Linked DNA regions of Homo sapiens: region 2 is linked to region 1. Evidence: read pairs that join two places in POLR2A ChIA-PET (ENCODE). Cell type or tissue: HCT116. All regions are shown on one strand. Each heading gives the region's core, and the rest is flanking DNA. Links, peaks and the distances in the headings are about the cores only.

The links. ChIA-PET counts read pairs that join two places held together with the same protein. Peaks named below come from ENCODE experiments on the same cell type or tissue, not always from the same donor. Only the 100,000 strongest peaks of a DNase experiment are listed, where the experiment ranks them.
Region 2: POLR2A ChIA-PET joins it to region 1 with 6 read pairs; 3 of 35 experiments call an interaction of 5 or more read pairs at or near these places.

What each region holds. Positions count from the first base shown.
Region 1 is chr19:2,381,552-2,392,482 of GRCh38, forward strand. It overlaps TMPRSS9 (transmembrane serine protease 9), which reads left to right. Exons shown (of 19, transcript NM_001395513.1): 2 at 8,210-8,376. The coding sequence starts at 8,235. Among named protein-coding and RNA genes, the nearest start is that of TMPRSS9, 27 kb to the left of the region's middle. In HCT116, for the core only: no CTCF peak of the experiment used is centred there; a DNase peak (open chromatin) is centred at 3,860; H3K4me3 peaks cover 1,392 bases; H3K27ac peaks cover 1,766 bases.
Region 2 is chr19:2,611,867-2,622,797 of GRCh38, forward strand. All of the region lies in intron 2 of GNG7 (G protein subunit gamma 7), which reads right to left. Among named protein-coding and RNA genes, the nearest start is that of MIR7850, 13 kb to the right of the region's middle. RefSeq lists enhancers at 7,305-7,599, 8,932-9,231, 10,111-10,310. In HCT116, for the core only: no CTCF peak of the experiment used is centred there; a DNase peak (open chromatin) is centred at 6,925; H3K4me3 peaks cover 941 bases; H3K27ac peaks cover 1,521 bases.

The DNA of each region.
Region 1 (10,931 bases), core at 2,778-5,277:
ACTCCCCGCTGCCCCTGCCTCCCCACCGCCCCTGCCTCGCTCCACGCTGCCCCTGCCTTGCTCCATGCCGCCCCTGCCTCACTCCCCGCCACCCTGGTACATCTCTCCTTTCTCATTGGCTCTGGATGGTAGCGGCCAGGCATGGAGTGGCTGTTCCCAGAGGAACACGTTCCCCTGAGGAGGGAACATTCTGGCTGGGCCCCAGCATAGGGTTGCCAGACTCAACAATAAAACATTTAGCACCCTCGGAGACATTAGAATTTCAGATATGTATTCATTCATTCATTCATTCATTCATTCATTTATTTTGAGACGGAGTCTCGCTCTGTCGCCCAGGCTTGAGTGCAGTGGCGCAATCTCAGCTCACTGCAACCTCCACCTCCTGGGTTCAAGAGATTGACCTATCTTAGGCTCCCAAATAGCTGGGATTACAGGCGTGTGCCATCACGCCCAGCTAATTTTGTATTTTTAGTAGAGACGGGGTTTCACTATGTTGTCAGGCTGGTCTCGAACTCCTGACCTCAGGTGATCCACTTGCCTCAGCCTCCCAGACTGTTGGGATAACAGGCATGAGCCACAGCACCCAGCCAGAATTTCAGATTAACAACCAAAACGTTTCTTTTTTTTAAACAGGGTCTCACTCTGTGTTGCCCAGGCTGGAGTGCTCACTGCAACCTCTGCCTCTGAGGTTCAAGTGATTTTCCTGCCTCATCCTCCCAAGAAACCATGTGCCACCATGCCCGGCTAATTTTTTTATTTTGGTAGAGATGGGGTTTCGCCATGTTGGCCAGGCTGTTCTCAAACTCCTGACATCAGGCGATCCTCCCACCTTGGCCTCCCAAAGTGCTGGGATTACAGGCGTGAGCCACCGCGCCCGGTCAAAACATTTTTTTAGTAGGAGTCGGAGAATGTCCTACATTTTGCACAAGAGAGACATACTTATACTAAAATACAGATTAGAGACAGAATTCTTCAGAGAAACAGGACCAATTGAGTGGATACACAGACATATACGCACAGATGCACACACAGATGCACATGCACACACACACAGACACATGCACACACAAATGCACACGTACACACAGACCACACATGCACACATACACACATGCACACGTGCACACATACACACATGCACACATGCACACACAAAAGCACACATGCACACAGATACATACGCACAAACGCACACATCCACACATACACAGATGCACACACGCACACACAGATGCACACCCGCACACAGACTCACACATGTACACACACACAGATTGAGATTTATTTTAGGGATTTGGCTCATACCATTGAGGGGCTGCAGGTCTGGAATCTGCAGGGCAGGCCAGAGACCTAGGGAAGAGCTGATGCTGCAGTCTCAAGCCCAAAGGCTATCTGGAGGCAGATTTCCTTCCTCTTGGGGAACCTCAGTCTTTTAAGGCCTTCGACTGATTGGGTGAGGCCCACCACATTATGGAGGGTCACCTGCTTTATTTAATATCTACCGATTTAAATGTTAATTGGGCTTGGCGCAGTGGCTCACGCCTGTAATCTCAGCACTTTGGGAGGCCGAGGCAGGTGGATCACCTGAGATCAGGAGTTCCACACCAGCCTGGCCAACATAGCAAGATCCCGTCTCTACTAAAAATACAAAAATTAGCCAGGCATGGTGGCAGGCACCTGTAATCCCAGCTACTTGGGAAGCTGAGGCACAAGAATTGCTTGAACCTGGGAGGCAGAGTTTGCAGTGAGCCAAGATTGCACCACTGCACTCCAGCCTGGGTGACACAGCTAGATTCCGTCAAAAAAAAAAAAGGAGAAGTTAATTGGGCTGGGTGGGTGCAGTGGTTCTCAGCACTTTGAGAGGCTGAGGCAGGAAGATGGCTTGAAGCCAGTAGTTCCAGACCAGCCTGGGCAACATAGCAAGACCCCGTCTCTAAAAAAAAAAATTACGATTTTTAAAATTTTCTTAGAGGCAGGGTCTCCCTACATGATCCAGGCTGGTCTTGAGCTCTGGGCTCCAGTGATCCTCCTATCTCGGCCTCCCAAGGTGCTGGGATTACAGGTGTGAGCCACTGCACCCTGACTCTACAAAGAAATTTTTTAACTTAGCTGGCATAGTGGTACACATCCATATTCCAGCTACTCTGGAGGCTGAGGTGGGAGGATCGCTTGAGCCCAGGAGGTCGAGGCTGCAGTGAGCTATGATCACACCACTGCACTCCAGCCTGGGGGACAGAGTGAGACCCCCCCATCTCAAAACAATAAAAATAAATAAATAGATGTTAATTGTATCTAAAAATTACCTTCACAGAAACAGCTAGAATAATGTTTGACCAAAGAACCAAAGCCCGGCCAAGGTATTGCATAGACTGAACCATCCCAGGGACACACTTAGGCTACAAAAGGATGTTTGATTGTCTGAAACTCAAGCTCCATGCGGTGTTCTGTATCTTATCTGCCCACCGAGGCCTGGTTTTCATCCCCACGGGTGTCCAGAGCAACTCCACTCCCTCCAGAGAAGCCCTCGGCCACGTGGGCACGTCCAGGGGACCCCGCCCGGGGAAACAGAATGGCATTGTTCCCCCAGCTTCCTTTTCTGTGGGTTTCTAATGGGGAAAAGTGTGTTGGAGGCCAGGCATGAATCATTCTCCGCCCACGCAGCAGACACAGCATCCCAGGGGAGCTGAGGCGGAGGGGAGGCAATGAGATCCACCTTTGCAGACAATGTGGAGGTGATCCCCCACCCTCTGCAGAGAAAGGCGTCCCTGCAGACTGAGAACATGCAGAGTTTGAGGTTAAGGTCTCTTGGGGTCTCACGAGAGTAAAAGAATGTAAGCTAGAGAACCAGGTGTGGTGGCTCCCGCCTGTAATCCCAGCACTTTGGGAGGCCGAGGCGAGCAGATCACCCGGGGTCAGGAATTCGAGACCAGCCAACATGGCGAAACCCCATCTCTACTGAAAGTACAAAGATTAGCTGGGTGTGGTCAGGCGCGGTGGCTCACGCCTGTAATCCCAGCACTTTGGGAGGCCAAGGCGGGAGGATCACGAGGTCAGGAGATCGAGACCATCCTGGCTAACGTGGTGAAACCCCGTCTCTACTAAAAATACAAAAAATTAGCCAGGCGTGGTGGCGGGCGCCTGTAGTCCAAGCTACTCAGGAGGCGGAGTCAGGAGAATGGTGTGAACCTGGGAAATGGAGCTTGCAGTGAGCCAAGATCGCACCACCGCACTCCAGCCTGGGCGACAGAGTAAGGCTCCGTCAAAAAAAAAAAAAAAAAAAATTAGCTGGGTGTGGTGGCATGCACCTGTAATCCCAGCTACTCGGGAAGCTGAGGCAGGAGAATTGCTTGAACCCGGGAGGCAGAAGTTGCAGTGAGCTGAGATCATGCCACTGCACTCCAGCCTGGGGGACAGAGCCAAACTCCATCTCAAAAAAAAAAAAAAAGAGAGAAAAGCCCAGGCGCGGTGGCCTACACCTGTAATCCTATAATCCCAGCACTTTGGGAGGCCGAGGCGGGCGGATTACCTGAGGCCACCGTGGCTACCTTGGCCCATCCATTGGTGAGAAGGGGTCACAGCCGGAGCTCGCAGGGGGCGGAGCTCGCGGAGGGCGGGGCTCGCGGGGGGCGGGGCTCGCGGGGGCGGGGCTCGAGGGGGCGGGGCTCGAGGGGGCGGGGCTCGCACAGGGCTTGAATCCCAGGAGGAGGGATCCCAGTGCTCCCGGTGGAGTCTGCCTGCCCCAGGTGTCCTGTTACATCCCTCAGGGGCCGACAGCTGCCCAGTTCTGCTTAGGGATCCATGCGACACAGGCAGTTTCTCGCGGAAAATGGGTGGATCCCCTGCTCCAACGAGACTGAAAGCGGCAGGAGCATGGATGAACGTTGCGGTGTTGCCGTTGCACATGGCTGCCACCTGGCCATGTTCTGGGACTCATGCTTGTAAATCCTTTTACATTTCAAAGCCTTAGTGATGACTCATCAGTGGGAGAACACCCGGAACAGGGACTGGCAAATGATTATAAACGGTCAGAGAGGTGGCCGGGTACAGCGGCTCACATCTGGAGGCCGAGGCAGGAGGATCACTTGAGGCCAGGAGTTCAAGGCCAGACTGGACAACATAGTGAGACCCCAATCTCTACAGAGTATAAAAAAATTAACCGGGTGTGGTGGCATGCCTGTAGTCCTATCTACTCTGGAATCTAAGGCAGGAGGATCGTTTGAGCCTGCGAGGTAGAGGCTGCAGTGAGCTATGATAGCACCACTGCATTCCAGCCTGGGTGACAGAGCAGGACCTTGTCTCTAAAAAATAAAAAAAGATTACGTATCTATTCCAGGGGTCAGGAAACAACATCCTGTGGGCCAGAGCCAGATCTGGTCTGCAGAATTATTTTTTCATTTTATTATTATTACTAGAGACTGGGTGTTGCTCTGTCACCCAGGCTGGAGTGCAGTGGTGTGATCACAGGTCCTTGCAGCCTCAACCTCCTGGTCTCAAGCAGTCCTCCCACCTCAGCCTTCTGAGTAGCTGGGATCACAGATACGTGCCCCACCATGCCCAGCTAATTTAATTTTTATTTTCTGTCGACATGGGGTCTTGCTATGTTGCCCAGGCTGGTCTCAAACTCCTGGACTCAAGCGATTGTCCTGCCGCGGCCTCTTAAGGAGATGGGATTGGCCGGGCACGGTGGCTCACGCCTGTAATCCCAGCATTTTGGGAGGCTGAGGTGGGCAGATCACGAGATCAGGAGATTGAGACCATCCTGGCTAACATGGTGAAACCCCGTCTCTACTAAAAATACAAAAAATTAGCTGGGCGTGGTGGCGGGCGCCTGTAGTCCCAGCTACTTGGGAGGCTGAGGCAGGAGAATGGCGTGAACCTGGGAGGCGGAGCTTGCAGTGAGCCGAGATCGCGCCACTGGACTCCAGCCTGGGTGACAGAGCAAGACTCCGTCTCAAAAAAAAAAAAACCAAAAAAACAAAGATAGGATTACAGGCGTGAGCCACTGCACCCAGCCAGGATTTGAATTTTAGTGTCCATAAAGTGTGACGAGAACATAGTTGTGTCTAATTCTTTACACGTGGTCGGCTGCTTTAGCGTGACAATGGGAGAGTGAAGGGACACAGTCCTGACTGCCTTGTGAGCATGAAAATATTTACTGCTGCCAGCACAGTGGCTCACACCTGTCATCCCAGCACTTTGGGAGGCCAAGGCAGGTGGGTCACTTGAGGCCAGGAGTTTGAGAACAGCCTGGCCAATATGGTGAAACCCCATCTCTACTAGAAATACAAAAATTAGCCAGGTGTGATGGCACACGCCTGTGGTCCCAGCTACTTGGGAGACTGAGGCATGAGAATCACTTGAACCTGAGAGGCGGAGCTTGTAGTGAGATCACGCCACTGCACAGTGCACCTGTGGTCCCAGCACTTTGGGAGGCTGAGGAGGGAAGGTTGCCTGAGGCCAGGAGTTCAAAACCAGCCTGGGCAATGTAGCAAGATCCCCTCTCCACAAAAAACAGAAAAATGAGGCCGGGTGCAGTGGCTCACGCCTGTAATCCCAGCACTTTGGGAGGCCAAGGCGGGTGGATCACCTGAGGTCAGGAGTTCAAAACCAGCCTGGGCAACATAACAAGATTCCCCTCTCTACAAAAAAATAGAAAAGTGAGGCTGGGTGAGGTGGCTCATGCCTGTAATCCCAGCACTTTGGGAGGCCGAGGTGGGTGGATCAACTGAGGTCAGGAGTTCGAGACCAGCCTGGCCAACATGGCAAAACCCCCTCTCTACTAAAAATATAAAAATTAGCCAGGTGTGGTGCTGGGCGCCTGTAATCCCAGCTATTGGGGAGGCTGAGGAAGGAGAATCGCTTGAACCTGGGAGGCAGAGGTTGCAGTGAGCAGAGACTGTGCCACTGCACTCCAGCCAGGTCAACAAGAGTAAGACTCCATCTCAATAGAAAAGAAAGGAAAGGAAAGGAAAGGAAGGGAAGGGAAAGGAAGGGAAGGGAAAGGAAGGGAGGAAGGGAGAAAGGGAAGGGAAGGGAGAAAGGAAAATGAGCATGGCGTGGTGACGTACACCTGTGGTCCCAGCTATGGGAGGCTGAGGTGGGAGGATCACTTAAGCCCGGAAATTTGAAGTTGCAGTGAGCCGAGATCGCACCACAGCACTCCAGTATGGGCAACAGAGAGACTCTCTCTCTCTTTAAAAAAGAAAAAATAAAAATCAGGGGTGGGGTGTGAAGGTCAGGAGCACTTTGGGTTTTAGGCTGCTGGAGGGATTTTAGTGTGTGTGTCGCAGGGATGATGTAATCTGATGGACACTTCAAAGGCACCCTTAACGGCTGTGACCAGCTCACAGAGGGGCAGGGGAGGGAGGAAAGAGGCCAGTCCCTCCAGACGGGATGCTGGTGGGCTGTCCAGAGCCGTAGCTGCACAGATGGTGAGGAATGACTGGATTAGGAATCTCTTTTGAACACTAGCCAACAGGAGTTGTTGATGAGTGTGACAGAAAAAGAGTCTGTGGTCACAAATTCTTTGATGCACCTCCCTTCGAAAGCTGGCACTCAGGCTGGGCGCGGTGGCTCACGCCGGTAATCCCAGCACTTTGGGAGGCCCAGGTGGGAGGATCGCGTGAGGTCAGGAGTTTGAGACCAGCTTGGGCAGCATAGGAAGACTCCCTCTCTACAAAAAACTTAATTAGCTGGGCATAGTGGCACACACGTGGCCCTAGCTACTAGGAGGCGGAGGTGGGAGGATCGCTTGAGCCCAGGAGGTGGAGGCTGCAGTGAGCTGTGATCACACCATTGCACTCCAGCCTGGGCAACAGAGAAAGACCCTGTCTCAAAAACAAACAAAAAAGGAGGCGGGAGGGTGAGAAAGAGAGACTGGAAGAGGCTGCACTGTGGCTGTGAAGGGAGAAGAAGGGGCCCTGAGGCTTAAGACGCTGGTAAAGATGGGAAACGTATTCTCCCCTGGAGCCCCCAGAAGGGCCCAGGCCTGCCCACAGCTCGATGGTGAGCCCTGCAAGATGGATCTCAGACTTCTGACTTTCAGAACTGTGAGATAATCAATCAGTATTCCATTTTTAAATTCTTTGAGACAGGGTCTGGCTCTGTCACCCAGGCTGGAGTACAGTGGCACAATCACAGCTCACTGCAGCTTCCACCTCCTGGGCTCAAGTGATCCTCCTGCCTCAGCCTCCTGAGTGGCTAGGATTACAGGCATGAGCCACCACATCTGGCTAATTTTTGTTCATTTTTTGTGGAGATGGGGGTCTCACTATATTGCCCAGGCTGGTCTCAAACTCCTGGGCTCGAGCAATCCTCTCACCTCAGCCTCCCACAATGCTGGGATTACAGGTGTGAGCCACCACGCCTGGCCGAAAACTCGGTGTCCCTCTAAGCCCCCAAGCGTGGGGTCCTTTGTTACAGCAGCTGTGGGAACTTCAGACTTACTCTTTCTAGCAATGGACCGCAGCGACCCACGGGAGTCCTCATCCTCACACAGCCGCCCAGCCAGCAGTCACGTTCCACCTTTTTTTTTTTTTTTTGAGATGGCGTCTTGCTCTGTCGCCAGGCTGGAGTGCAGTGGCGTGATCTCAGCTCCCTGCAACCTCCGCCTCCCGGGTTCAAGCGATTCTCCTGCCTCAGCCTCCCGAGTAGCTGGGATTACAGGCGCCCACCACCACGCCTGACTAATTTTTTGTATTTTTAGTAGAGATGGGGTTTCACCATGTTGGCCAGGCTGGTCTCAAACTCTTGACCTCAAGTGATTCACCCACCTTGGCCTCCCAAAGTGCTGGGATTACAGGCATAAGCCACCGCATCTGGTCTTTTTTTTTTTTTTTTTTGGAGTCTCGCTCTGTCACCCGGGCTGGAGTGCAGTAGCGTGATCTCGGTTCACTGCAGCCTCCGCCTCCCGGGTTCAAGCGATTCTCCTGCCTCAGCCTCCTGGGTAGCTGGATTACAGGTGTGCACCAACATGCCTGGCTAATTTTGGATTTTTAGTAGAGATGGGGTTTCTCCATGTTGGCCGGGCTGATCTGGAATTCCCGACCTCAAATCGTCCTCCTGCCTCAGCCTCCCAAAGTGCTGGGATGACAGGCGTGAGCCACCGCGCCCCGCCGTTTTTAAGGGTATAGTTGCAACCCTTGCTTATGGGAAGAGAAGCACCTTCAGCCTCTGACCCCGTGTTTCTGTCTTGCTGTGTGGCATCCAGCTCGCTGTCTGCGTGTCTCTGAGCCATGGAGCCCACTGTGGCTGACGTACACCTCGTGCCCAGGACAACCAAGGAAGTCCCCGCTCTGGATGCCGCGTGCTGTCGAGCGGCCAGCATTGGCGTGGTGGCCACCAGCCTTGTCGTCCTCACCCTGGGAGTCCTTTTGGGTAAGTGGCTATGGGATTGGCTGGGTTCGCAATACAAGGGACATGTGCAAAGTCACCGGGAAGTGACTTGATGGTGTCTCCTTGGCCATCTGGAATCAAAGGGCAGTGTCTAGGCGTGGAGATGAAGGCTGCCCTAGGCCAGGCGGGTGGGCGGGGAGTGGAGCAGATGAGTTCCTACGTGTGTCAGTTTTCCCGACTAAAGAAGCTCCCGAAGGAAGTTTTCACAGCTGGGGTGACAGAGAAACAGAGACAGGGAAATGACCTTGTTTTAAATTTTGGCAAATCAGCAAAATACCCAAAGTAGTTTTTTTTTTTGTTTTTTTTTTTTTTTGAGACGGAGTCTCTCTCTGTCGCCCAGGCTGGAGTGCAGTGGTGTGATATCTCGGCTCACTGCAAGCTCCACCTCCCGGGTTCACACCGTTCTCCTGTGTCAGCCTCCCCGAGTAGCTGGGACTACAGGCGCCCGCCACCACCCCCGGCTAATTTTTTGTATTTTTAGTAGAGACGGGGTTTCACCGTGTTAGCCAGGATGGTCTCGATCTCCTGACCTCATGATCCGCCCGCCTCAGCCTCCCAAAGTGCTGGGATTACAGGCATGAGCCACCGCGCCCGGCCCCAAAAGTATTTTTATAAAACCGAGCAACTGGGTTGGGCGTGGTGGCTCCCGCCTGTAATCCCAGCACTTTGGGAGGCTGAGGCGGGAGGACCATCGGAGCCCAGGAGTTTGAGAACAGCCTAGGCAACATGATAAAGCCCTGCCTCTACAGAAAATACAAAAAATTACCCAGGCGTGGTGGCACCTGCAGTCCCAGCTACTCAGGAGGCTGAGGCAGGAGAATCGCTTGAACCTGGGAGGCAGAGGTTGCAGTGAGCTGAGATCGCACCACTGCACTCCAGCCTGGGTGACAGAGTGAGACTCTATCTCAAAAAATAAAAACATAATAATAAATTTAAAATAAGGCCGGGTGCAGTGGCTCATACCTGTAATCTCAACTTTTTGGGAGGCTGAAGTGAGCAGATCATGAGGTCAGGAGTTCGAGACCACCCTGACCAACATGGTGAAACCCCATCTCTACTAAAAATACAAGAAAGAAAGAAAGAAAGAAAGGGAGGGAGGGAGGGAGGGAGGCAGGCAGGCAGGTAGGCAGGAAGGAAGGAAGATAGCTGAGCATGGTGGTGCACGCCTGTTATCCCAGCTACTTGGGAGGCTGAGGCAGGAGAATTGCTTGAGCCCAGGAGGAGGCAGAGATTGCAGTGAGCCGAGATCATGCCCTTGCAGTCCAGCCTGGGCAACAGAGCAATTCCATCTCAAAAAAAAAAAAAAAAAAAAAAGTTAATTTTAACATTTAAATGATGATAATAAACAGCAATTTGGGGAGAAATGCTCTCGTGTGGCAAAATAGTAAGTTCGCGATCCTATGAGAATCCTCCTAGGTTTTTTTTTTTCTTTTTTCTTTTTTTTAAAAAATATTTGTGGAACTTCTGGAAACTCCCAGAGCCAGACATGTTTGACTGAGGCCCTCTAGTGGCTGTAGGTACCAAGTACAATACAATTTGGGTTCCTCGTGTGAGTGTATTTGTGTGTTCATGAGTGTGTGCATGGTGCACACGTGTTCATTTGCATGCGTTTGTGCATGCATGTGTGTGTCTGCGTGTGTATCTATGTGTGCATGCGTGTGTGTGTGTGTGTGTCCATCACCTAGTGAGAGGCAGGGGCGGGGCAGAGTTTCTCATCTGCATTGTAACAAATACATTTTGGGAAAAACAGATAAATATAATTCCCATCAGGACCCCCCTGAAAGGAAAGGAAGTCTTTTTTTTTTTTTTTGAGATGGAGTCTCACTCTGTCTCCCAGGCGCGACAGAGTGCAGTGGCACAATCTCAGCTCATCACAACCTCCACCACCCAGGTTCAAGCGATTCTCCTGCCTCAGCCTCCTGGGTAGCTGAGATTACAGGTGTGTGCCACTACGCCGAGCTAATTTTTGTATTTTTAGTAGAGATAGGGTTTTGCCATATTGGCCAGGATGGTCTCAAACTGCTGACCTCAAGTGATCCACCTGCCTTGGCCTCCGAAAGTGCTGGGATTACAGACATGAGCCACCACGCCCCATCAGGAAGTCTTTCAAGAAGCACTTAAGGCCAAGTGTGGTGGCTCCTGCCTGTAATCCCAGCACTCTGGGAGGCTGAGGCAGGAGGATTGCTTGAGCTCAGGAGTTCGAGACCAACCTAGGCAACATAGCAAGACCCCATCTCTACAAAAAATTAAATAATGAAGACAAGAAACATTTAAAATTAAAATTTTATAATGTTTTCAGTGAAAATGAGTGGTTGTGCGTGCCAGTAGTCCCTGCTACTCGGGAGACTGAGGTGGGAGGATTGCTTGAGCCCAGGAGTTGGAGCCTGCAGTGAGCTATGATCACACCACTGCACTCCAGCTTGGGAGACAGAGTGACACCCTGATAAAAAATAAAAAAGAAAAAGAAAAAAGGACATGATGCCAGGCGTAGTGGCTCACGCCAGTAATCCCAGCTCTCTGGGACGCTGAAACGGGAG
Region 2 (10,931 bases), core at 5,374-7,873, 230 kb after region 1:
TAAAAATAAAAATCTTTTTTTTTTTTGAGATGGAGTCTCGCTCTGTCACCAGGCTGAAGTGCAGTAGTGTGATCTCAGCTCACTGCAACCTCCGCCTCCCGAGTTTAAGCGATTCTCCTGCTTCAGCCTCCCCAAGTAGCTGGAACTACAGGCACCCGCCACCACGCCCAGCTAATTTTAGTATTTTTAGTAGAGACCGGGTTTCACCATGTTGGCCAGGATGGTCTCGATCTCTCAACCTCGTGATCCGCCTACCCTGGCCTCCCAAAGTGCTGGGACTACAGGTGTGAGCCAGCGCGCCCGGCCAAATCTTTCTTTCTTTTTAATAATTGGATTGACTTTGGTCTACGGTCTCCCCTGGGGCCCCATCCTTCTCTGGGGTGGGGCCATCCTGGGCACTGCAGGGTGCTCAGCAGCATCTCTGACCTCCGCCCACTCCATGCCAGGAGCATCCCAGTTGTGATAACCACACGTCCCCAAACATCGCCCAGTGCCCCCTGGGGGGCAGCATCACCCACATTTAAAAACAGTTCCAGGGTAGCAGCCTGCAAAGAAGGTGTGTCTGGGACCTGGGCATTTCATATCGGGGTGACCCAGCCTGGGAGAGGGGAGGGGCCTCAGTGAGAAGACTGAAGCCAGGACCCCCCCCAGGCAGGACCCAGGCTCCCACGGCACAAAAGCCCCAGGTCCAGGGTTCCTGGAAATGTTTTAAAATCCAGTCGACAAAAGATGAATAAAATACTTGTGAGTGTATAATCATGAATCCAGCCTGGATTCTGTTTGTCTTTATGCCAAGACAATTGTAAAATACAGCTTAGAATTTTTTTTTTTTTTTGAGAAATTTTTTTTTTTTTTTTGAGAGTCTTGCTGTGTCGCCCAGGCAGCGGTGCGATCTCGGCTCGCTGCAACTTCCACCTCCCAGTTCAAGCAATTCTCCTGCCTGAGCCTCCTGGGTAGCTGGGACTACAGGTACCCACCACCACACCCGGCTAATTTTGTATTTTTAGTAGAGACGGGTTTTCACCATGTTGGCCAGGATGGTCTCGAACTCCTGACCTCAGGTGATCCGTCCGCCTCGGCCTCCCAAAGTGTTGAGATTACAGATGTGAACAACGGTGCCTGGCCAACGTCGGACATTTTTAGAGCGGAGGAGGTAGCCTAGGAGGGCAAATGTGCCCCAGGCCCTGAGTGTCCCAACATGGCCCTGCAGCCAGGTAGAACCAGCCAGGGAAAGGGATGGTGTTTAAGGGACGTGGAAAAGGAATTCAGACAAAGAATTTCTGATGCAAGTTTAACCCGGCTGGTGGCTGCAGCCTACTTCCTGCTACAGGCTGCACAGTCTCTTGCTGAATTAGCACCTACGTTGAATTAGGTGAGTTTGCTTGAACTATACGTTGAATTAGGTGTTGAATTAACACATAGGGGGGCTTTGGGCTCTCAGCCCCTCATCTAAAGTCCATTGTCTCAAGCCACTGCCTCATTGGAAGAGCAGGTGTCTACACTACCTGGAGAGGGGGAGATCCTGCATTAATTATTTGGGGAGAATGCAATCTGTCCCCGCTCCTGCTCACAGTAGATACAAGAATAAACTCCCGACGGGGCAGATGGCATAAACCAGGGGGACCCCCAGCTCCTGGGACTCTTCCTCCTCTCTCCCTCCCCACTCAGGGTGTGGATTTCAATGTGTGCAGCCTCCTGGGACCTCAGTAGGAGAGATGGTCACGGAATGCAGAGTCTCTTGGGGAATCTGTGGATTCCCCTAACCTGGGCGGGGGGTCTCAATCAGGGGTGATCCTGCCCCCAGGGGACACTGGGCAATGTCTGGGGACATTTGTGGTTGTCATGCCTGGAGGTGCTCCCGGCATGGAGTGGGTGGAGGCCAGGACGCCACTCAGCACCCTGCAGTGCCCAGGATGGCCAGACCCCAGAGGATCTAGCCCCAGATGTCCACAGTACCTAGCAGGAGAGATCCTGATTTAATTAATTGGTGAGGGGGAAGATCAAGGGACCCTGGCTATGCCAAGAAACTCGGACTGCAGCAGTGTGTGGATCCTGAATGAGAAAGGTGCGAATCAGACAGAAGCTCGCAGCCTAAGGCCAGCGAAGGCCACGGCCACAGCGACATCTAAAGGCCGGCAAGTGCAATGCAGAATCCACCCAGGGAACTCGGGCCCCGCGCCTACCCCCGGGGTAAAGGGGGCCAGCCTCGCACAGGTGGGTCCGTTGCAGGCGTCTGTTGCGAGACCACATCCTCACCACCCGGTGAACGGCACTGGGAGCAGACTCAAGAGGCTCGAGAGGTCCCAGGAGGGCGGGAAGAGAGTTCCCCCAGCTACAGCCTGAGCATGGTCGCCAGAAAGCAGGTGCGGCGACTTTCCCTAGCACCCTCTCCCTGCCCTCTGTGTACCCGCAGGGGGGCCCTGCACGTCGGGTCTCAGGCACATGTGTGGTGAAATGCACACAACAAAAAAGCTCCCTTTCCAGACATCCAGTGGCATTCGTGCAGCCATCATCTCTAGCTAGCTCTAGAACATTCTCAGCCCCCCAAAAAGACACCCCATCCCTATCAGCTGTCACTTCCCATCCCCCTCCCCAGCCCCTGGCACCCACACATCCCCTTCCTGCCTCTCTAGACTGGCCTGTCCTGGACATTTCATAGAAATAGGATGACACACTGTGTGGCCTTTTGGATCTGGCATCTCTCACTGAGTGTGACATCCTCAAGGGGCATCCAGGCTGCACGTGGCCTGGGTCAGAGTCTCGTTCACGGCTGAGTCTCGTTCCAGTGTGTGGAGGGCCACGCTGTTTATCTATTTACCCACGGACGGACACTTGGGTCATTTCCACCTTTTAGCCATTGTGAATCGTACTGTATGAACATTTGTGGCAAGGTTCTATTTGAACACCTGCTTCCAATTCCTCTGGGCAGATAACTAGGAGCGGAATTGCTGGGTCATGTGGCGACTCCGCGTTCAGCCTTTTGAGGAACCACCAGACTGGTTTCCAAGGCGGCTGCCCCATCTTGCATCACACATCAATTCTCAATGCCAAGGCGTTCCTCAGCTTTTAAACAAGGCACTGAGGCAGGAGGCAGGCAGCTGATTGTTGAAGGTCACCCCGTAGCCATTGGCAGAGCCAGAACTTGCAGCTGTGATTTGTGCCGCGGCTCCTGCCCAAGCCCTCCTTCCCTGGCTTCAGTGCTGGGCTGGGCAAGGTGTGTGGAATAGCCCCGCTTTCTAGGCCACTTTCGGGGTACTGGGCGGCCACTGTCTGGTCTGAAGGTGCCATCTGTGACACTCTTTTTTTTTTTTTTGAGACGGAGTCTCGCTCTGTCGCCCAGGCTGGAGTGCAGTGGCGCGATCTCGGCTCACTGCAAACTCCACCTCCCAGGTTCCCACCATTCAGGCTCCCCCAGACCTCCGCCTCCAGGGAGCCCTCCAGAATGTCCTTCCTCCTGCCTTCAATGCTCCTCCCCATCCTGCAGGGGTCGGCAAGGATGTCCTCTCCTTAGAGACCTTCCTGGACACCACGTGGCACAGACTCTGTCCTCTTGGTGCCACCTCATCCTATTTTCTTTGTCTTTTCCGGTTTTTTTTTTTTTTTTTTTTTTTTTTGAGATAGGGTCTTGCTCTGTTGCCCAGGCTGGAGTGCAGTGGTGCAGTCACAGCTCACTGCAACCTCAGCCTCCTGGGCTCAAGTGATCCTCCTGCCTCAGCCTCCAGAGTAGCTGGAACTACAGGCACCCACCACCACGCCTGGCTAATTTTTTTGTATTTTTAGTAGACATGGGGTTTCACCATGTTAGCCAGGATGGTCTCGATGTCCTGACCTCATGATCTGCCCGCCTCGGCCTCCCAAAGTGCTGGGATTACAGGCATGAGCCACCACGCCTGGCCCATCTGTGAGATTCTGAAGAGCCACTGCTGAGCAATTAAGCTGCCCTCTGCAGTGGGAAATTTTCTTTGCAAGGAAGCAGCAAGGCGGAGGAGGCAGGAGGGTTCCCTAAGATTGTGCACCCACGGCAGCCAGCAATGTGCCTGACACAGTGAAGGGCCTCGGCAAAGGGGCGCCTCCTGTCCCCTTCAAATCCTTACGGGCCACCCCAGGATCTGGTGACCTGGAACAGACTCCTGTATGGGCCTTTTTCCCCTGGTGCCAGCAGGGAACAGGGCAGGATGGAAAAAACACCCAGTAGCCAGTGGCCCACTGATGTCACCAAGCTGCAGGGCTGCCCAGCATTGATTAAACACAGCTGGTGTGGGCCAGGCATGGCACCTCACACCTGTGATCCCAGTGCTTTGGGAGGCTGAGGCGAGAGGATCCCTTGAGCTCAGGAGTTCAAAACCAGCCTGGGCAAAATAGTGAGACCCCATCTCTAATTTATTATTATTATTTTGAGCCGGAGTCTCGCTCTGCTGCCCAGGCTGGAGTGCAATGGCACGATCTCGACTCATTGCAACCTCTGCCTCCCGTGTTCCAGCGATTCTCCTGCCTCAGCCTCCCGAGTAGCTGGGATTACAGGCGTGTGCCACCGTGCCCAGCTAATTTTTGTATTTTTAGTAGAGATGAGGTTTTGTCATGTTAGCCAGGCTAGAGACTCCATCTCTATTAAAAAACAAACAAAGAAAGGCTGGGTGTGGTGGCTCATGCCTATAATCCCAGCACTTTGGGAGGCCAAAGCGAGCGGATCACCTCAGGTCAGGAGTTTGAGACCAGCCTGACCAACAGGGAGAAACCCCGTCTCTCCTAAAAATACAAAATTAGCCGGGCATGGTGGCGGGTGCCTGTAATCCCAGCTACTCAGGAGGCTGAGGCAGAATTGCTTGAACCCGGGAGGCAGAGGTTGCAGGTTGCAGTGAGCCGAGATCACGCCATCGCACTCCAGCCTGAGCAAAACCCCATCTCAAAAAAAAAAACCAGACAAATATAGCTGGTGGGTTCTTGGGCAAGGCTGGTGACCAGGGCCCTAGGGGAGGATGTTTCCAAGAGCTGCCAAGAGCAGTGGGGCCCGGGTTCTGCCCGCCTCTTCCTCTGACTGTTTCCTCATCTGGGGTCACGGGATAAGTGCAGCTCCGCCTCCCTGGTCATGCAGGTGACTGTGAATGAAAGTGTCTTGGAATCAGAAGGTTCTGGCATGAAAGCTTTGCACCAGCCTTCCACCAGTGTGCTGCCCAGCACGTGACTATCGGAAAAACTTTAGCTTATTTCAGCCTAATTACATTCCGTTAACCCAAAGTCTCTGACGTTCAGGGCTGGATCATTCTCTGGGATGGGGCCATCCTGGTGCACTGCAGGGTGCTGAGTGGCGTCCCTGACCCCCACCCACTCCATGCCAGGAGCATCTCCAGTCGTGACAACCACAGATGTCCCCAGATATCACCCAGAGTCCCCTGGAGGCAAACCTGTCCCACTTAAGAACCGCTGGCCTGGACCAGAAACTGGATCTTTCAGGGAGGCAGAGCTCACCAGCCATCCAGGCACTGAGCCCGGCCCAGCCCTGCAGCTCTGACCCTGCCTTGGGCTGTGAGCTCTGAGGACCCCATCAATCTGATCAAGAAGCCACACTAGGTCACCTCAGACCAAGGACATTCTGCCATGATGCTTCAGACTGTTCTTCTCCCCATCCTCCTCTCCACCTCCAGCCCTCAAAGACCTGGCCTGGGTCCCCTCCCGTGGCTCCCAGACCTCCGCTTCCAGGGAGCCCTCCGGAATGTCCTTCCTCCTGCCTTCAATGCTCCTCCCCATCCTGCAGGGGTTGGCAAGGATGTCCCCTCCTTAGAGACCTTCCTGGACACCACGTGGCACAGACTCTCTCCTCTTGGTGCCACCTCATCCTATTTTGTCTTTTCCTTTTTATTTTTTTTTTTTTTGAGATAGGGTCTTGCTCTGTTGCCCAGGCTGGAGTGCAGTGGTGCAGTCACAGCTCACCGCAACCTCAGCCTCCTGGGCTCAAGTGATCCTCCTACCTCAGCCTCCAGAGCAGCTGGAACTACAGGTGTGCACCACCATGCCCGGCTAATTTTTTAAATGTTTTGTAGAGATACGGTCCTGCTATGTTGCCCAGGCTGGTCTCAAACTCCTGGCCTCAAGTGATCCTCCCACCTCGGCCTCCCAAAGCGCTGAGATTACAGGCGTGACTATTTCCTTATCTTCTAAGACCCTCTGTTTGGTTTGCCAGTGTGTCTGGGCATGTGCTGTCTCTGTGTGACACATGCTCCCTGAGAACAGGACTTGATTCCACCTGTATCAGGCTGGGCCCCCAGCACCTAGGCTGTCCCTGGCACACAGTGAGTGTCGGGTCAATATTTGCGACTGACCGACGGGTTGGCCTTCCATCTACTCTTCCACTCACCAGCTTCTCCATCTTGCCCAAATCCCTGCCAACCCCAGGGCACTGAGGACACAGATTACTCCTCACCCATGCCCCTTGCAAAGCTCTCAGCCACATTTTTCTCTTTTCTACCTGTATGTGTGTGGTGTGTGTGTGTGTGTGTGTGTGTGTGTGTGTATCTCACTCTGTTGCCCAGGCTGGAGTGCAGTGGTGCAACCTCAGCTCACTGCAACCTGCACCTCCCCTGTTCAAGCGATTCTCCTGCCTCAGCCTCCCAAGTAGCTGGGATTACAGGCACGTGCCACCACACCCACCTAATTTTTGTATTTTCAGTGGAGACGGGGTTTCGCCATGTTGTCCAGGCTGGTCTCGAACTCCTGACCTCAAATGATCCACCCGCCTCGGCCTCCCAAAGTGCTGGGATTACAGACGTGAGCCACCGTGCCCAGCCTGTTCTATTTTTTTTTTAATAAACAATTTTATTTGGAGTAATTTTAGATTTACAGGAAAGTTGCAAAGAGAGAGTCCCCGCCCACGCCTCACCAGCTTCCTCTTCAGGGGCCACCCTGTGTAACCACAGGGCATTGCTCACAGCTGGGGAACGCTGGCACCTTCCTAGTAACCAAATGCCACAGCGATTCAGCTTCCCTCAGTTTTCCCCTCACGACCTTTCCTGCCCCATTGTGACCCCATCCAGGAGCCCATGTGGCATCTGACCGTCCCATCTCCGTGGGTTCCTCTGGGCTCTCAGTTTCTTGGTCTTTCTTTGGTATTTCCATGAACTTTTTTGTTTGTCTCTTTAAGAAAACGGTTACTATCCATGAAAAACAAACAAACAAAAAATGTCATTCTGGCTACCCTGAGAGCTTATAATTGCTATTTTAAAATGAATGAATACCTATTTGATTGACATTTTCTCAGTTTTGATTTCAAATTCAACAAATATCCGTAAGTAGAAGGCATATAAACAAAAGCTCCTTGGAATAATCGTCAGGACCAGAGAGTTTGAGAACCTTTGTCCTAAGCCAGGGGTTAGCTAACTACGGCCCCTGGACCACATCTAGCTGACTGTGTGTTTTTGTAAATAAAGTTTTATTGGCACACGGCCACACCCACTTGTTGACATATTGCTTGTGGTGGCTTTCCCGCTACAATGGCAGGCAGAGACTGTCCAGCCTGCAAAGGCTAAAACATTTGCCATCTGGATCTCTGCAGAAAAGTTTGCTACCCCAGGCCTCGCACATAGTAAGTTCATAGCAAGTATTTGTTTATAGTAAGGCTGAGCCCTAATCAGGGTGAAGGGCAAGGTCAGACATCGGAGGACCACTGAAATGTCCATTCTGTCCCACCTGGTACAGCAAACGCCACCATGGAGCAGGACTCAGCCATGAAAAGGAACAAGGCTCTGATGCCGGCCACAGTGTGGATGGACCTTGAGGACATCACACTCTATGAAAGGAGCCAGAGACAGAGGGCCACGCAGTGTGTGATCCCATTTCTACGAAATGTCCAGGACAGGCCCATCCATGGGGACAGGGAGGGGATGCGTGTGTGGCAGGGCTGCCGGGGGGAGATGGGGAGTGACTGCTCATGGGGGACAGGGCTTCTTTTGGGGGTGATAGGATGTTCCGGAATTAGATAAAGGAGATGGTTGCACAACTCTGTGAATGTAAAAACCGCTGAGCTGCACATTTTTAAAGGGTGAGTTTTACGCTGTGTCAGTTATATCTCAATAAAGCTAATCCTAGCATTTTGGGAGGACGAGGGGGGGGCGCGGATCACCTGAGGTCGGGAGTTCAAGACCAGCCTGACCAACATAAAGAAACCCCGTCTCTACTAAAAATACAAAATTAGCCAGGCATGGTGGTGCGCGCCTGTATTCGCAGCTACTTGGGAGGCTGAGGCAGGAGAATTGCTTGAACCCGGGAGGTAGAGGTTGCAGGTTGCAGTGAGCCGAGATCGCGCCATAGCACTCCAGCCTGGGCAACAAGAGCAAAACTCTGTCTCAAAAACAGAAAAGAAAAGAGGAGAGGGGAGGGGAGGGGAGGGGAGGGGAGGGGAGGGGAGAGGAGAGGACCCTGTAGAATGAAAGAAAGGCAGATCCCCCTGCACCCTGGCTACAGGCCGTCGTCCCGACCCCTCTCTCTGCAGGCAGGTCACTGCCCCCCTCACAAACCTCTGTCCTGATCCCCCAACCCACACACCAGAGCTGGGCCCATGCACCGGGAAACCTGCCACCCCAGGGGCCACTCCAGTCTCAGACCAACAGGATATTAAAAAAGGCGAAACCTCAGAACCGTTTCCTATCGAAACCAATTAGAAAGCTCTTGGGTATGAGTCCAATGTTTTCAAGCAACTAAAGGCAAAAGAGAAGATTTTCAACGAAACATCCCAGCTGGGGGTGAGCTTCTTAGGGTCCTGTCATCGGCCACCCTAGAGGGACCTAGGGGTGAGCTTATGCCGTCAGCACCCCCAGCCAACGTGGGTCGGCCAGTTAGCTGGGCGTGGTGTTGTGCGCCTGTAATCCCAGCTACTTGGGAGGTTGAGGCAGGAGAATTGCTTGAACCCGGGAAGTGGAGGTTGCAGTGAGCCGAAATCGTGCCATTGCACTCTGGCTCCGGGCAACAGAGCAAGACAGCTCTGTGCAGAGAACAGACTCCTGCGGTGGAAATGCTGGCTGCCTTTGAGGCTGGGTTCTGTGACCTTGGGTTTCCCAGCCTGAGCTTCCAGTTTCATTTATAAAAGGGGTGACGTGGCCGCCTTCCTGCAGGCGCTCTGAAGGTGGCAGATTACACAGAGGTGGTACGACTCATACAGGTTTCTGCAAACGGGGGCCCCATCAACAGTCACCTTTCCTTAGCACAGCGCCTTCCTCCTGGGGTGACCTCGCCCCTTCCTGCACACCCCAGGAGCTTCCTGAGACCTGAGTAAAGCTCACTTCCCTTGCAAGGGGTTTAGTGACGTCCCTTCAAAATTCTTGTCCACGGGGAACCTCGGAAAATGACTGTTACGGACTAATTGCATTTGCTTAAAACTTATGTTGAAGCTGGATGTGGTGGTCCACACCTGTGGTCCCAGCTACTCGGGAAGCTGAGGCGGGAGGATTGCTTGAGCCCTAGGATTTCAGGGCTGCAGTGAGCTATGATGCTGCCACTGCACTCCAGCCTGTGCAACACAGCAGCAAGACTCCAGACACAAAAAATTAATTAAAGAAAAATGGCTGGGCACAGTGGCTCACTCCTGTAATCCCAGCACTTTGGGAGGCCGAGGTGGGCAGATCACCTGAGATAAGGAGTTCGAGACCAGCCTGACCAACATGGACAAACCTCATCTCTACTAAAAACACAAAGTTAGCCGGGCGTGTTGGTGCGCGCCTGTAATCCCAGCTACTCGGGAGGCTGAGGCAGGAGAATTGCTTGAACCTGGGAGGCAGAGGTTGCAGTGAGCCAAGATGGCACCACTGCACTCCAGCCTGGGTGACAGAGCAAGACCTCATCTAAAACAAACAAACAAACAAACAAACAAAAACAAAGAAGGAGACACAGAGAGACAGCAGAAAACAGAAGCAGAGACTGGAGCAATTCGACGGTAAGCACAAGCCAGGTTTGCCAGAGCCCCCAGAAGCCAGAGGACGCGGAAGGATCCTCTCCTGTAGCGCCCAGGGGAGCACAGCTCTGCAGACAGCTTGGTTTAGTACTTCTGCCCTCCAGAACCGTGAGAGGACACACGTCTGCGGATTGATACTTCCGGGTCTGTGGTCACCTGTTATGGCAGCCACAAGAGGCTCGTCTGCCCCTTTTCTCTCCCCTTCCTTCATGCTGATCACCACGGAGGAGTGAGTTCGATTCCCTCTGCCTGCCCAAAACCCTCATCAACTTTTTTTTTTTTTCTCTCTCTTTTGAGACGGAGTCTTGCTCTGTCACCCAGGCTGGAGTGCAGTGGCGAGATCTCGGCTCACTGCAAGCTCTGCCTCCCGGGTTCACGCCATTCTCCTGCCTCAGCCTCCTGAGTAGCTGGGACTACAGGCGCCCGCCACCACACCCGGCTAATTTTTTGTATTTTCAGTAGAGACGGGGTTTCACCATGTTAGCCAGGATGGTCTCGATCTCCTGACCTTGTGATCCGCCTGTGTCGGCCTCCCAAAGTGCTGGGATTACAGGCATGAGCCACCGCGCCCGGCTCCTGGTGGTTTTTAAGCTTGCAAAGGGTGCGGGATAAGCCCTGCAGAAGTCAATGGTCAGTAATGAGGGCTGGGGATTCAGCCCATCTCCAGGGAAAGCCCCCGAAACTGGCAACACCAGCTGCTTCCGGGAAGGGGAACCCAATGCGAGCAACGCGGCAGAGAGGGGGCTTCCGGGAAGGGGAACCCAACGCGAGCAACGCGGCAGAGAGGGGGGCTTCCGGGAAGGGGAACCCAACGCGAGCAACGCGGCAGAGAGGGGGGCTTCCGGGAAGGGGAACCCAACGCGAGCAACGCGGCAGATAGGGGGCTTCCGGGAAGGGGAACCCAATGCGAGCAACGCGGCAGAGAGGGAGGCTTCCGGGATGGGGAACCCAATGCGAGCAACGCGGCAGAGAGGGAGGCTTCCGGGATGGGGAA